Regions from separate parts of the Homo sapiens genome. Here region 2 is linked to region 1. A link is a contact called in ENCODE Hi-C or POLR2A ChIA-PET data. All regions are on one chromosome and are shown on one strand. The core of a region is the stretch at or near the end of the contact, and the rest is flanking DNA. Distances in the headings are between cores, read along the strand shown. Region 1 holds the start of BRD4 (bromodomain containing 4). Region 2 holds the start of HACL2 (2-hydroxyacyl-CoA lyase 2).

Region 1 (7,686 bases), core at 3,513-6,012:
AAAAGGTTACATATTGTAGGATTCCTGAAATATCCATAACAGGCAGATCCATAGAGACAGAGAGTAGATGAGTGGCTTCCAGGGGCAAAAGTGGCGGGGGGTGGGCAGGAGCATGGGGAATGATAGGTAATGGATTTCTTTTGGGGGGGGGGGGTGGAAATGTCCTAAAATTGGTTGCAGTGATGGCTGCAAATCTCTGTAAATACATTTAAAAACTGATGATTGTATCATGTATAACAACGTTTATCTCAAAGCTATTATTTTCTTAAAAAGATGTTTGGTAGGATTTTACAATAATAGTATGCTCAAATTATACATAATTGATATTCAATAAACGTGGAGGATGAACACGCTAATAATAAAGACTACGCATATTAAAGTCATTATACAAATATCTTTCAGTCTTTCCTTGTACATAGTAAGGGCTCAAGGACTAATTGTAGAGACAGATTGGCCAATCATGCACACATAAAATCAAAATATTTAAAAATGTGTTCAATGTTTAAAAAAAAACTTAACAGGTTTTTATTGACAACATGAGATTCACATTAAGAAATGCTACCCATATGTGTTTATTGCCCACTTCATATCCCTCTTGAAAATACTTTTGGCAGGTCAGGGTTGAACCACAGCGCAAAGCCACTCACCGCACTTCAAACTGCTAAGTGGGAAATGTCCAGTAGTGCATGGAAACACACTGCATGCCAGGCTGCTCGGACTAATAAGTTTACTACAACACCGAGGGACCCCAGCGTTATCTTAGTTGAAACTCACATTCCTTGTAAGTCACTACCGAACAATTATGTCCACGGCTAACAACATTTTTAAAGCGGGATTATTTGCATTTGGCATTACGGCATGCAAAATTCTTGCTCAATTACTTCTCCCGTTTATTCATTGAGACTATTTAAGGTGCTCTTCTAGGCACAAGATACAACAGAATAAAACAGGCAAAGCCAAGCAAACAAAACCCTGCCCTCATCCAACTTACATTCTGGTTTTGTTTTTTGTTTTGGGACGGAGTTTCGCTCTTATTGACCAGACTGGAGTGCAATGGCATGACCTTGGCTCACCGCAACCTCCGCCTCCCGGGTTCAAGCGATTCTCCTGCCTCAGCCTCCCGAGTAGCTGGGATTACAGGCATGCGCCACTATGCCCGGCTAATTTTGTATTTTTAATAGAGACGTGGTTTCTCCATGTTTGTCAGGCTGGTGTCGAACTTTTGACCCCAGGTGATCTGCCCGCCTCGGCCTCTCAAAGTGCTGGGATCACAGGCGTGAGCCACCACGCCCGGCGCATTCTGCTTTTTTTTTTTTTAAGTTAACAAGGAAATTTTATCTTTCCAAACTCATCTCTTATGTATTAAATGTCAGCACCAGCAAGGAATTCCCCACAATTCTCACCTCGCAAATGTACACTCTTTTCTAGACACCAAAAATCACAAAGATTTATGAAACATTAGGAGCTCCAATGACAAGCTTATCTTTCCTTTTTACAGATTTGCCAGGAACATAAAGACAAACATGGTCTACTCTACAAGTTTATTCAAAATCAGAAACCAAAACATTTTACATTCACAAAATACAACACACTATACAGTAGGTTGTCAGAAGCAGATTTAACAGCCCAGGGTCTTCAAATCACTGAGGTGCCAAATGGTTTTTTGCTTTAAAAACAAAACAGGCCGGGCGCAGTGGCTCATGCCTGTAAACCCAGTACTTTGGGAGGCCGAGGCTGGCGGATCACGAGATCAGGAGATCGAGACCATACTGGCCAATATGATGAAACCCCGTCTCTACTAAAAATACAAAAATTAGCTGGGCGTGGCGGCGCGTGCCTGTAATCCCAGCTACTCGGGAGGCTGAGGCAGGAGACTCGCTTGAACCCAGGAGGCAGAGGTTGCAGTGAGCCGAGATCGCACCACTGCACTCCAGCCTGTCGACTGACTTCAGACTCTCTCAAAAAAATAAAAAATAAAAACAAAACAAAATTCAATCTCTTAAATCTGTAAATCTGAAGTCATTCAATAACCTGAATTGTGAAACAAGAAAATATTGTTACCCCCACCTCCTAAAGCAAAAGTGCAATTTAGTACAAAGATCACAACAACTGGCTCAAAAAGGCAACTTTTAGAAACAAAGTCTAAATTCCTTTAAACAATTCAATAATTTAGTGGAAATGTTACTAAGTGGCCAATGATTCTCGTTATTCTTAGCTAAAAATTTTCCCTCGCTGTCCTCCAGACTAGCGAAGCTAGGCATATAGCACCCCAGAACAGCCAAACAATCCTTAAAACTCAGCAGCTACCTTCTTATCTTTCATCCGTAGGCAAAGTTCCTTATCTTCAGCAATTCCACTGGGCTGACTGCTAGCAAGATACTCGGAGGTGGACTCGACTCCTTCCAATTAAGACCAACTAAAGCCATTCTGAGACCGGCTAACTCCAGTTTGAGCCTTTAAGATACTATGTTTCCTACCAAAGAAAGAGGTATGGTGGATAACAGAGCAGCAATACATTTTGTTTCAGATTAGGCTTTGCCTTCTCCATTTGATCAATGGAAACCCTGAGTGGTTTATCTTTCCCTGGCTGAAGTTTTTGGGGGGAAGCGCTTGGTTATCTACAACGCATCAGTGATAAGATAAAAAGATAAAAAACATAATCCCCACCCAAATTAAACCGAAATAAATGCTTTATGAAATTATTGGCGGCCGGGAACGGTGGCTCATGCCTGTAATCCCAACACTTTGGGAAGCCGAGGAGGATGGAACACCTGAGGTCAGGAGTTCGAGACCAGCCTGGCCAACATGGTGAAACCCGCGTCTCTCCTAAAAATGCAAAAATTAGCTAGATGTGGTGGCGGGCGCCTGTAGTCCCAGCTACTCGAGAGGCTGAGACAGGAGAATCGCTTGAACCCAGGAGGCAGAGGTTGCAGTGAGCCGAGATCGCGCCACTGCACTACAGCCTGGGCGACAGAGCGAGACTCCATCTAAAAGTATATGTATATATTGGCAAGATCATAAAACAGATTGTGCCATCAAAAACTTTCTTGAAATTAAAAACACATTCATAAATCCTTTTGAGTATCGCTTTCTTTACAACTTCCAAAGACGGTAGGGAACTTGACAGCTCCATTCACAAAAAACTCCCGACCATTGTTACAGCCCCAAAGAGCCACTGGCTTACGAGGTAAACTGCGACTTGGTTTTTGGAACCACGGACTGGTAGAGCCCTGTCGAAGGTAAGCAAAGACATTCCAATTCTCGTGAGGCATACATTCCAAGGGGTCACTAGCATCCAACACACACGCAGAGAAATGAACCCAAGACCAGACACCCCACCAGGCTGCACGAAACGTAAACAAGTAAACAAGCAAATAAAAATCTTAAAAAAACAAAGCGTAGTCTTGAGTAAAAGGGAGGTCAGCCACCCAGGAGAAGCACATGACTCATGCACCGGCCTGAACTAAAGTATTTACACCGTCCACTACAACAGAGTGGGGTTTCCCATCTTCAAGCAAACCCAAGCCTTGGGGGCATCTCAGCCGAGTGAAGCCATGCTATTTCCGTTTGGGAGGAGGGGGATCATTTTATTTCGCTGAATCACAACTCCCCCACATCCCCACCCCAAATCACCACAATCACCACCACCACACAACACTGCAAATAAAATAGGCCGTTGCAAGGACGCCGGCGAGCACGGACCGAGCAAAACAAAGCGCCCAGCAAGGGGCTGCCAGGCTGAGAGTGGGTGCGTCAAGCGGGCCAAGCTCGCCTCCAGGGCACCGCTCCCGCCCTGAGGCCTGGCCTCAGACCGGCGTGCAGCCGCAGCCACCTCCCTCCGCAGGGGACCTGCCCCTTTCTCCGCAGCACTCCGGGGACCGCCGGGAAGGTGAAGAGATGGGGGTGGGGGCGCGCTGCCCCGGCCCAGGCAAAACGACCTGGGTGCCAGAAGGAGAGCGCGCCGGCCCCGGCCCACGTGAGCGCCGCGGCCGAGCCCGCCTAGAGGACCGCGGACCGGGACAGCTGCGCTCGCGGCCCCCGCGCCAGGCCGGGACTTACCCGGGCCGGGCGCGCCGCGGACCCCGCGGCGGCCGCTTCCTCCTCCTCCTCCTCCTCCTCACTTAACAAAATGGCGGCGGCAGGAAGTGCCGGGCGCCTCGGCCCGCCCCCCGCCCGCCCCCGACCGCCGGCCCCGCCGCGGCGCCCGCGCCCCCCACCCGCGCCCCGCCGGCCAGCCCAAGCCCGGGTCCGACGGCACCAAAGGCAGGACAGCCGCGAGCGACCCCGCCGCCCCGACACCAACGGCGCAGGCCGCCCCGGCCCGGAACGAACGGCGCGGGAGGCCCGCAGGCCCGAGCCCGCGTAGCCCCGGCCTCCCCGCCCCCGCGCCGCGCGGATGGCGTAGGTGGCGGCGCCCCGGCCCCATTACGCAATGCAGGTTACGCGGACCGCGCCGCGAGCCTCCGCCAGCCGCCCAGTGTCGTCCGCCGCCCCAAAGGGCACCAGTCCTCACCTGAGACGCTAGGCCGCACGCCGCCCCCGCCGGCCGTCCGCCCGCTGCCGCCGCCCCCTCCCCGAGCTGCCTGCGCGGCGCCGGGGCCCGCCCGCCGCTCTGCCGAGCTCACAGGCCGCGCTCGCCCGCGGGCACCGCCGGCAGCCGCCGCAGCCGCTGCCGCCGCCACTGCTTCGGCTCCTCGGCTGCGGGAGACCAGAACAAACAGCCCAGCCGCCGCCGCCGCCGCCGCCGCCGCCGCCAGCGCACTGACGTCACCGCGCACGCTGCGCGCGCGGCCCCGCGCCGCCGCCGCCCGGTGTGCGCGCCCCGCCCCCGCGCCCAGCGCGAACGAGCTCTGGAGAGACAGTGGCTGCGAGGTGAGTGGGGGATACCGCGGACTGAGGGAGGAGACCCCGCAGAGCGAAGGAGCGGGCTGGGGGAAACGGGCGGACTGCAGGCTGGGCCTGCGGGAAAAGATCTGAAGGCTGAGAGAGACATCCAAAATACTAAGAAAGGTCTGAAGACAGACCCTCACAGGGAGGGAGGATGGTGAGGAGGGACCCCACAGACTGATGGAGGAGGCGGAGGAGAGAGCCCTAAGGGGGGACCCCAGGTAGGGAGGCTGAGGCGAGAGAGCTGCGATGGGGGCGCCGGGGCTGGGGTGAAGTGGAGGAAAGGAGGTGAGAGGAGGCTGCGAGCAAGGCCGAGGCGGATCCTCCTTGGCTGCCCCTGGGCAGGGAGGTAGCACCTTTCTCCTCTTATGCCCCCCTGTTGATCTTCTTCCAACCCACCTTTTTAAAAAAAGGGACATGGTCTTGCTCTGTCCCCCAGGCTGGAGTGCAGTAGTGCAGTCATAGCTCACTGCAGCCTCAACCTGCTGGCCTCAAGCGATCCTCCTGCTTCAGCCTCCCAAGTAGCTGGGACTACAGGTGTGCACCACCACACCCAGCTAACTATTTTTTGTAGAGATGGGATCTCACGATGTTGGCCAGGCTGGTCTCTGTCTCCTGGACTCAAGCGATCCTCCTGCCTCGACCTCCCAAAGTGCTAGTATTACAGGCGTGAGCCACCGCGCCCAGCTCCTTCCCATCCTTAAGACTCAACCCCAAGTCAGACCAGGCTCGGTGGCTCACACCTGTAATCTCAGCACTTTGGGAGGCAGAGGCAGGAGGTTGGCTTGAGGCCAGGGGTTGGAGACCATCCTAGCCAACAGAGTGAAACCTCGCCTCTACTAAAAATACAAAAATTAGCCCCGTGTGGGCCGGGCGCAGTGGCTCACGCCTGTAATCCCAGCACTTTGGGAGGCGGGCAGATCACGAGGTAAGGAGATCGAGACCATCCTGGCTAAGACGGTGAAACCCCGTCTCTACTAAAAATACAAAAAATTAGCCGGGTGTGGTGGTGGGCGCCTGTAGTCCCAGCTACTCGAGAGACTGAGGCAGGAGAATGGCGTGAACCCGGGAGGCGGAGCTTGCTGTGAGCGGAGATCGCGCCCCTGCACTCCAGCCTGTGCGACAGAGCGAGACTCCGTCTCAAAAAAAAAAAAAAAAAATTAGCCGGGTGTGGTGGCGCATGCCTGTAATCCCATGCCTGTAATGCCAGCTACTCAGGAGGCTAAGGCAGAAGAATCACTTGAACCCGGGAGGCGTAGGTTGCAGTGAGCCGAGATTGTGCCACTGCACTCTAGCCTGGGCGACAGAGCAAGGCTCTGTCTCCAAAAAAGAAAAAGACTCAACCCTAAGTCAGCTCCAGGACGTATGTGCCTACTCTACATGTGTGAGTCCGAGGGGAAAAAACATCATATGACCTCTTCTAGGGCTTCCAAAGCACCCCACCTGGCCACGGAAGAGCTTAGTAAACATGGGGTAGTTTTGAGATTGCTAAAAGGAGGAAGTTAGGCATATGTCTCTTGTAGCTTAAAATAATACTGTGAAATTTTTCAAACCTGGAAACAACCACTTCTCTTTCCTTTTATATATATATATATTTTTTTTTTTAAGACAAGATCTTGCTCTGTCACCCAGGCTGGAGTGCAGTGGCTGGATCATAGCTCACTGTAACCTCAAACTCTCAGTCTCAAGTGATCCTCCCACGTCAGCCTCTTTAGTAGCTGGGACCACAGGTGTGCGCCACCGTGCCCAGCTAATTTTTGTATTTTTGTGGAGAGGAGGTCTCACCATGTTGCCCAGACTGGTCTTGAATTCCTGGGCTCAAGCGATCCACCTCCCTCAGCCTCCCAAAGTGCTGGAACTACAGGCGTGAGCCACCGCACCCAGGCCATTCTCTTAGCATTTTGTATTCCCATCTTTTAAAAATGGAAAGCAGGCTGGGCGCGGTGGCTCACACCTGTAATCCCAGCACTTTGGGAGGTCGAGGCAGGTGGATCACCTGAGGTCAGGAGTTCTAGACCAGCCTGGCCAACATGGTGAAACTTCGACTCTACTAAAAATATAAAAATTAGCCAGGTATGGTAGCGGGTGCCTGTAATCCTAGCTACTTTGGAGGCTGAGGCAGGAGAATCACTTGAACCCAAGAGGCAGAGGTGGCAGTGAGCTGAGATCGTGCCACTCCACTCCAGCCTGGGCGACAGTGAGACTCCATCTCAAAAAAAAAAAAAAAAAAAAAAGGAAAGCAAACTCAGTTCTAAAAAGTCTACATGGGGCCAGGCACAGTGGCTCACACCTGTAATCCTAGCACTTTGGGAGGCCAATGCGGGTAGATTACCTGAGGTCAGGAGTTTGAGACCAACCTGGGCAACATGGTGAAACCCCGTCTCTACTAAAAATACAAACAAAATTAGCCGGGTGTGGTGGCGGGCACCTGTAGTCCCAGCTACTCAGGAGGCCGAGGCAGGAGAATCGCTTGAACCTGGGAGGTGGAGGTTGCAGTGAGCCAAGATCATGCCACTGCACTCCAGCCTGGGTGACAGGGCAAAACTCCGTCTCAAAAAAAAAAACAAAAAAGTCTGCGTGGTATTTTTTTTTTAAGTCCAAGTAATGAAACATTTCCTGATGGCCCATGGTTTCAGAATATATGGATATAATAGGATACCAGTAAAATAGTTCTTTTCTATCATGTGTTTGCTCATGCTTAACCAGGGGCAATCATAAATCACTAATGGGTCCTAAGCAAAGTTAAAAATTAAATTTTTTCATTCATTCATGTATCTATGTATTAATTTATTCATTTAT
Region 2 (7,686 bases), core at 3,637-6,136, 210 kb before region 1:
CCAGCCTGGGTGATAGAGTGAGGCCCTGTCTCAAAACAAAACAAAACAAAAAAGGCAAGATAAGAGATAGCCTTGTGAGAGGCAGCCCAAGAGAGAGGGGCAAGGAGAACAAGGGGAGGGACTGACTGGGAAGCCAGGGGGCAAAGTGCATTAAGAATGAGGCTATATGACCAAAATGGTGAAACCTCATCTCTACTAAAAATACAAAAATTAGCTGGGTATGGTGGACTGCACCTGTATTCCCAGCTACTCCGGGGGCTGAGGCAGGAGAATCACTTGAACCCGGGAGGTGGAGGTTGCAGTGAGCCAAGATCGCACTACTGCGCTCCAACCTGGGGGACAAAGCGAGACTCCGTCTCAAAAAAAATAAAGAGGCCATAGAACAAAATCACTACTGCCTGAGCTGACCCTCAGGCGCTTCACACACATCCGGAGTACAGGAGCCTGACTACCTTGTCCACTGATGATGCCCCGTGCCTGTCCTGGAACCTGGCACATGGCTGCCGCTCGCTAAATGTATGGAAAGGAAGGGCCAAGGACAGGCAAAGGGAAGGGACTGAGGGGAAGGGAGAGAAGGAGGAAGAAGAGGAAGAGGAGGAGGAGAAGAAAGGAAAGGAAGAAGAAGAAGAGAAGAGGCCAGGCGCAGTGGCTCATGTCTGTAATGTTTGAGAGGCCGAGGAGGGTGGATCACTTGAGGTTAAGAGTTCAAGACCAGCCTGGCCAACATGATGAAACCTCGTCTCTACTAAAAATACAAGTATTAGCCAGGTGTGGTGGCGGGCGCCTGTAGTCCCAGCTACTCAGAAGGCTGAGGCAGGAAAATCACTTGAACCCAGGGGGAGGCGGAGGTTGCAGTGAGCCGAGATCACGCCACTGCACTCAAGCCTAGGCAACAGAACGAAGAATCTGTTTCAAAAAAAAAAAAAAAGAAAGAAAAGGACAAAGATGTGAGGGAAGGAAAGGAGGAGGAAGGAGAGGGCTCGAGTCTGGGCTCTGCCACTTTTTTTTTTTTTTTTGAGACGGAGTCTTGCTCTGTCACCCAGGCTGGAGTGCAGTAGCACGATCTTGGCTCACTGCAAGCTCCACCTCCTGGGTTCACGCCATTCTCCTGCCGCAGCCTCCCAAGTAGCTGGGACTACAGGCGCCCGCCACCACGCCCGGCTAATTTTTTTTTTTTTTGTATTTTTAGTAGAGATGGGGTTTCACCATGTTAGCCAGGATGGTCTCGATCTCCTGACCTCGTGATCTGCCCACCTCGGCCTCCCAATGTGCTGGGATTACAAGTGAGAGCCACCGCACCCGGCCTGGGCTCTGCCACTTCTTAGCTGTGTGACTTTGGGCAAGTGACTTCACCTTTCTGAGCTTCCTCCTCTGTAAATGTAAGAATGAACCTCCCTTCCGAGGTTCAAGGATCATCCTTTAGGAGGAGGAAAACGGAGAGGACGATGGGAAAGGTGGTGGGGGAAAGGGAGGAGAAGAGGAAGGAAGAGGGAGGAGGAAGAGGAGGAAGAAGAGATGATGGAGGAGGAGAAGAAAGGGAAAAGGAGGAGGAGGAGGGCTGTCCTGAGCCTCTCCCCTTTGCTGCCTCCACGAGGGCCGCCTTGCTTTCCCTACCCACCCAGTTCATTCCTGCCTCAGGACCTTTGCACATGCTGTTCCTTCTACCTGGAATGCTCTCCCCCCAGCTGTCTCCTCCCAGTCCACATGTGAATCAAAGGAGGATGGGTGTGGGCTGGAAGCTGCAGGAGAGAACGGGGGATAAAGGAGGGAATGGCAGGGGTGGGGCTATTCACCAGGAGACCACTCGGCCCACGAGGCCCTTGGGTGGCTTGGCTGGCACCATCTCCTTCTGGACCATGAAGTAGGGGTACAGCACGTCAACGGGCAGCTCCACAAACACCGGACCTGCAGGGACAGGGAGGACGCTGAGTCCATAACATGTCCCCAGCCCCTCGGCCCCAGCACTGCTCAGCATCACCATCCTCCACCTACCTGGGGTGCCCGACTGGGCGGCAGCCATCGCGGCCCTCAGGGTGGGCACAATGTCCCGCACCCTCCGCACAGACACACAAAACTTACAGAGTGGCCGGAAAAGGGACAGCTGATCAACAGCCTGGAGCGCACCCCGGTTCTGGCAAAGACAGAGGTGTGGCAGGGTTATCGCATGAGCCCTTCAAGCCCCCCTAGGCCCCCACTGGCCCCCAAGGACTGGGTACCTGCAGCAGAGTGCTGGCAGCCCCACCCAGAAGCAGGATTGGGGACTGAGCCATCTGAGCATTCTTCACCGCAGTCACCGTGTTGGTGAGGCCAGGGCCTGCTGTCACTGCCGCCACGCCCACCGTCCCTGGAACACAGAGCCCATCACAGCCATGCCCACTCTCTTGGCCATTCTTCCACCTCTGAAAAACCCCTACCCTCACAGACACTCTAGCCCACAGTCCAACCAGTCCCCAGCCCTCTCTGCAATGCCCTCACCGGACAGGCGGGCCATAGCATCAGCAGCAAAGACGGCCGTGACCTCATGGCGTGTGTCCACCACACGGATGCCCAGTTTCTCACAGGCCACCAGCAGCGGGGAAATGTGCCCACCGACCAGCGTGAAGATGAACCGCACACCATGGGCCCTCAGCACAGCGGCCACGTTCTCTCCGCCATGCCGGACGCTTGCCTTGTCCACCTGGGCCCAAGGACAGGTGGAGCAATAAAGTTAAAGGCCAGGGCAGAGGGCAGCTGGGAAAGGGGGCAATCCCCCTGCCCCAGGTAAGGGGGCAGGAGCAGGGTGAGAGGTCAAGAGAAGCTTGGTCTTGGTTAGGCATATATTATACTACATGCCAGGCTCAAACCAAGGCATAACATCTTATCAGATCCTCTTGTCATTACATCCCTCTTACAGCTGAGGACATCAAGGCTTGCCCAAGTAAGACTGAAAGTTCAATAGAACCCACGCTCTTAAGTGCCCCACTGTTACACTGCCTGTCTCCAGGATGGCAGGGCAATCAGGGAGAGAGGAGAGGGTTATATAACCCAGGGGGTTTGGCCAGGGGCACAACGCACGCAGAGCAGATGGCAGGGAGCCATCTGCTGTGACTCCTCCCTGCCCTCCAGTATCCTTGCAGAGCCTGGCAGCTGGGCTCCTGATCCCAGCCTCCCTGATGCCCTCCTGATGGACGCTAAACAGGCCCAGGGCTTAGTTGACAGGCTGCCAGCCACCATGTGCCTGGCACGGGAGTGAGCTGCTGGCACAGACTGTGCCGAGGCCTCCCAACTCCAGCTGCCTCACAGCCCTACACATCCAAGGCTTGCTTTAAATCTCCTAAGTCCTGAAGGTCAGTGGCATCACTCCTGGCTAGCAGAGGAAGCAGTAGAGAAGGGTTTGGGGAGGGAGAGGTCAAGCTTGGTCCCTGCTAGGAGAGAAAGGGTTGAGGAAGGGGTCTGGAGAAGGGGTAAATTTCAAACAGAGGTGCAAGGAGTTTAGGGGGACACCTGTGGGGTCAGCTCTCTCCAAACATGTCACCTAGGGCAAACCACCACACAATCTCTCTGAGCCTCAGCTTCCTCTTGCAGAAAATGAAGACAGAAAGAACAGCACCTACTTTCAAGGAAAAGGTAAGGGGTAGGTAAGAAAGTCTACAGTACTGAGCTCAGCAGAGGGCAACTGTTATGAAACTGTCACTGCCACCCCCTCGCTGGAGCCTGCCCTCTGCCCCATTTATCCCATCCAGGTTAGGGAGCACAGAGTGCTGTCCATCTGTTCTGTGAAAAGAGTCACTGGGGAAGGAGGTAGGTGGGGTGCGAGTGCCCCGGCAGCGGCAGCTTCCGTGTTCTCTCTTACCAGTGGCAAAGTCCAGGCCTCCATACACAGCGTGGCAATGGAGACAGGGCCCTGGACAGAACCTCTTACCAGTCCCTCTGGACTAGTCGGGGCTCGCTTTCCCACCCTGCACAATGAGTGAGCTGGAAGCAGCACCACGAGGCCCCTCCCTCTTTGACTGCCCCCAGCCCACCTCCCATTCTGTGCCCCGCACCTTGTGCAGCAGCTGATAGAAGAGCCCCAGGCGGTGAGCGGCGCCCAGCAAGGCGGCCACCAGCGTCCCGCAGGCCAGGAGCAGGAAGGAGGGGAATAAGCTCCCAGCGGGGGCGGCGGCCGCGGGGGTCTCCATGAGGTGGTACCTAAGAGAGAAAGGGCACTTCCCAGACTTGGGCGCGACAGGGAACCTCTCCGGAAGAAATCGCGCCCCTTCTCGCAGCAGGATCCAGGGCCACGACCCTTGCCGCCAGTTTCTGTGCGGCCACGCCCCCAACCCTGCCAGACCACGCCCTTTGTGCGCCTAGGCTCGGGGTGAAGCCATGCCTCTCCGTGACAAGGTCACGCCCCTCGCGGGGCTAGCCCCAGTCCTTTACATCACCACCACTCCCACCCAAACTAGCCACCACAAGTCAAGGTGGCGACGACAGCACCACACAGTTATCTTCCACTTACCTACTTGTCAATGGACAGGCGGAAGCCCCGCCTCTCTTTCCACAACCGGACCCCAAATCTCAGCCCCAGTAGTGAGCCCGCCCCATGTTACGTCACCAAGAGGCACGAGGTCACGCCCCCGGGTTAGCGGGCGCGACCCTCCACGCAACCCACGCCTCTCCCTTAAAGAGCGCACGGGCCCGAGCCTGATCCCCGACCCCGGGCCAGGCTGGGTCGAGGTCACATCGCATCAGGATGTGGTTCTCCCACACCAGCTCGACCCCCGACGCTATTCACCTTCACCTCCAGGATATGGCGCTGCCTCCAGCAGAATTCGGCCCCCTCCGTGTCACGTGACCCGGGAGCGTGGCCGTGCCCGGGTGGCCCACTTGGCTCAGCGGCGCCCCGTAGTCCGGCCCGATGCGCATGCGCACAGTCGGAGCCCCGCTCCGGGGCCACCCGAAAGAGCCTTGCCTCTACTGGCCGCCTCCCTCATAGACCCCGCCTCCCCTTGCCTTTCATTGGCTCGCACTGCAGACCTCACACCCATTTTATGTTTTAAAACCAGGAGGCCACGCCCCTCAGCGGCTTCAGGAGCCCAGACCTTTGGGGGCCCACCTTCCGCAGCTTTCCATTGGCCCCACGGTGGAAGCCCGTAGGTTCAGGCCCTCCGAACACAGCTCGCTTTCCACACCAGCGGGGCCGTACCAGAGCAAGACCATGTCTCACAAAATAATAATAATACTTAAAAAATGGTAAATTTTATGTTATGTATATTTTCCACACTATAAATAAATATTTGTGCATGTATATATATATATGTGTATATTTTTTGTATAATAGGTATAGTAGTAAGCAAAGGAAATTCACACTGAGTCACATTCTACAAAATGCCTAACCAGACCTCTACAAAACTGTCAAGGTCATGAAAAACAAAGACTGAGGCACTGCCACAGACTAGAGGAGGGAAAGGAGCTGTGACAACTAAATTCAATATAGTACCCTGGACTGGATCCAGGAATCAAAAAAAGGACAAATTTGTGGATAAAGTTGGTGAAATCCAAATAAAGTTTGGAGTTGAGTTAGTAGTAATGAACCAGTGTTAATCTTTTTGTTTCAGTAAATGTATTATGGTTATATAAGATGTTAGCATTCAGGGAAGCTGGATAAAGAGTAGACAAAAATTATCTTGCTATCTTTGCAGCTTTTCTGTAAAGCTAAAAAAGAAAAAAAAAGTCTTAATAACAAGGATACAATTTTCCAGAGAGAGAGAAAGATGTTGTAATAGATGTAAATTCTTTCTTGGGAGACAAAGCTTTAACATGCTCCAAGACTAATTATCTGACCAATCTCTCCCCAGATAAAGAAAGATTGTCACTAGGCAAATGTCCAAAAAGCTTCTCAGCCGAAAGCTGGATTATTCAACAGTCCCTGAAACAAATATACACAGAGGACAAGTGATTTTTTTAAAAAGGGAAACAAGCCTGGCATGGTGGTCCATGTGTGTAATCCCAGCACTTTGGGAGGCCAAGACAGGAGGATCGCTTGAGGCCAGGAATTTGAGACCAACCGGGGCCAAAAAGTGAGACCCAGTCTCTCCAAAAAACAAACAAACAAACAAACTTAGCCAGGAGAATCGCTTGAACCCGGGAGGTGGAGGTTGCGGTGAGCTGAGATCACGCCATTGCACTCCAGCCTGGGAAACAGAGCAAGACTCTGTCTAAAAAAAATTTTTTTTAAAAGAAAAAAAATTAGCTGAGTATGGTGGCACGTGCTTGTTATCCCTTTTGCTTGGGAGGTTGAGAAGGGAGGATTGCTTGAACCCAAGAGGTTGTGTCTACAGTGAGCTGTGATCGTGCCACTGCACTCCAGCTGGGGCAACAGAGCAAGACCCTGTCTCTAAAAAAAAGGGGGTGGGTGTGGGGCAGGGGAGGAAACAAATACCATGTATCTAAATTGATCGAAATTTAAAGAGAAGTGCAACAAATTATTGAGTTAGAGGGATACAGTAAGGGCCTCTCTTAGGACAAGCAGAAGGACTCTCTAAGGAGGTGACAGTTGAGCAGAGAGACCAGGAGGAAGTGAGGACATGGGCCCCACAAGGATCTGGAGAAAGAGTAATCCAGGTAGAGAAGATGGCACATGCAAAGGCCCTGAGGTGTTTTATTAATTTCCTTTGATGGCCATAACACATTACCACAAATTGGGTGGCTTGAAACAACAGGAATTAATTCTCTTACACTTCGGGAGGCCAGAAATTCAGCATGGAGGCATCAGTGGGGCCATACACTCTCTCGAGATCTTTGGGGAGGATCCTTACCTTCTCCAACTTCAAGAGGCTCCAGGCATTCTTTGGCTTATGGCTGCGTCACTCCAATTTCTCCGTATATCTTCAGATGGCCTTATTCCCTGTGCCTGCATCTCCTTCTGTATCTTTTTTTTTTTTTTTTTTGAGACGGAGTCTCACTCTTTCGCCCAGGCTGGAGTGCAGTGGCGCAATCTCGGCTCGCTGTAACCTCCACCTCCTAGGTTCAGGCAATTCTCCTGCCTCAGCCTCCTGAGTAGCTGGGATTACAGGCACACACCACAACACCCGGCTAAATTTTTTTGTATTTTTAGTAGAGATGGGGTTTCACCATATTCACCAGAGTGGTCTCGAACTCCTGACCTCAGGCAATCCGCCTGCCTCAGCCTCCCAAAGTGCTGGGATTACAGGCATGAGCCATCGGGCCCGGCCCTCCTCCTCTACGTCTTACAAGGATACTTGTCATTGCATTTAGGGACCACCCTCATCCAGGATAGGCTCATCTTGAGACCCCTCACTTAACTACTTCTGCAAAAACACATTTTCCAAGTTAGGTCACATTTGCACGTTCTGAATGTACATTTTAGGGTCTGTCATTCAACTCATTACAAATGGGATGGGCTTTGCATGTGCAGAGAAAGTCAGGAAAGCCAGGATAGCTAGAAGGAAGAGAGCAGAGGAGGCAGGGAGGAGACGCTATCAAAGGCTGGACAAAGGCCAGACAGGTATGATTTTACAGACTGCATGAGGACTGCAAATTTTATTCTAAGTGAATTGGAAAGCCAGAGAGGATTTTGAACAATATGCAACCACACACAATCTGCACATGATTATTCATAGGTGCTTTAGTTGCAATAGCTGAAAACTGGAAAAAATAACAAAAAACAACAAAAAAAATATCCCTTAAGAGAGGAATGGTTAA

The links. A loop is a pair of places that touch in the nucleus more often than their neighbours do. ChIA-PET counts read pairs that join two places held with the same protein, here RNA polymerase II (POLR2A). Pooled maps may share reads with other maps.
Region 2: a loop to region 1 is called in a map of CD8-positive, alpha-beta T cell, with 6 times the contacts of the local background. The contact joins the promoter of HACL2 here to the promoter of BRD4 in region 1. A Hi-C loop is called at or near these places in 3 of 168 maps with a recorded cell type or tissue (B cell, CD8-positive, alpha-beta T cell and ascending aorta), 7 of 37 single-sample maps with no recorded cell type and 20 of 50 pooled maps. POLR2A ChIA-PET finds 5 or more read pairs at or near these places in 5 of 52 experiments (CD4-positive, alpha-beta T cell, H1, HEK293T and 2 more).

What each region holds. Positions count from the first base shown.
Region 1 is chr19:15,327,777-15,335,462 of GRCh38, forward strand. It overlaps BRD4 (bromodomain containing 4), which reads right to left and starts at 4,763. Exons shown (of 20, transcript NM_001379291.1): 1 at 4,514-4,763. It overlaps LOC124904643 (a long non-coding RNA gene), which reads left to right and starts at 4,837. Exons shown (of 4, transcript XR_007067146.1): 1 at 4,837-4,872. RefSeq lists silencers at 3,763-3,812, 3,823-3,972, 4,003-4,102, 4,303-4,532, 4,763-4,862 and 2 more and an enhancer at 5,029-5,645.
Region 2 is chr19:15,120,900-15,128,585 of GRCh38, forward strand. It overlaps HACL2 (2-hydroxyacyl-CoA lyase 2), which reads right to left and starts at 4,887. Exons shown (of 16, transcript NM_006844.5): 1 at 4,757-4,887; 2 at 4,026-4,170; 3 at 2,476-2,677; 4 at 2,217-2,344; 5 at 1,993-2,131; 6 at 1,794-1,905. The coding sequence starts at 4,160. It overlaps ILVBL-AS1 (ILVBL antisense RNA 1), which reads left to right and starts at 3,261. Exons shown (of 3, transcript NR_186314.1): 1 at 3,261-3,326; 2 at 3,565-3,606; 3 at 5,028-5,275. RefSeq lists enhancers at 3,627-4,392, 4,393-5,156, 4,651-4,740 and silencers at 4,341-4,390, 4,961-5,030.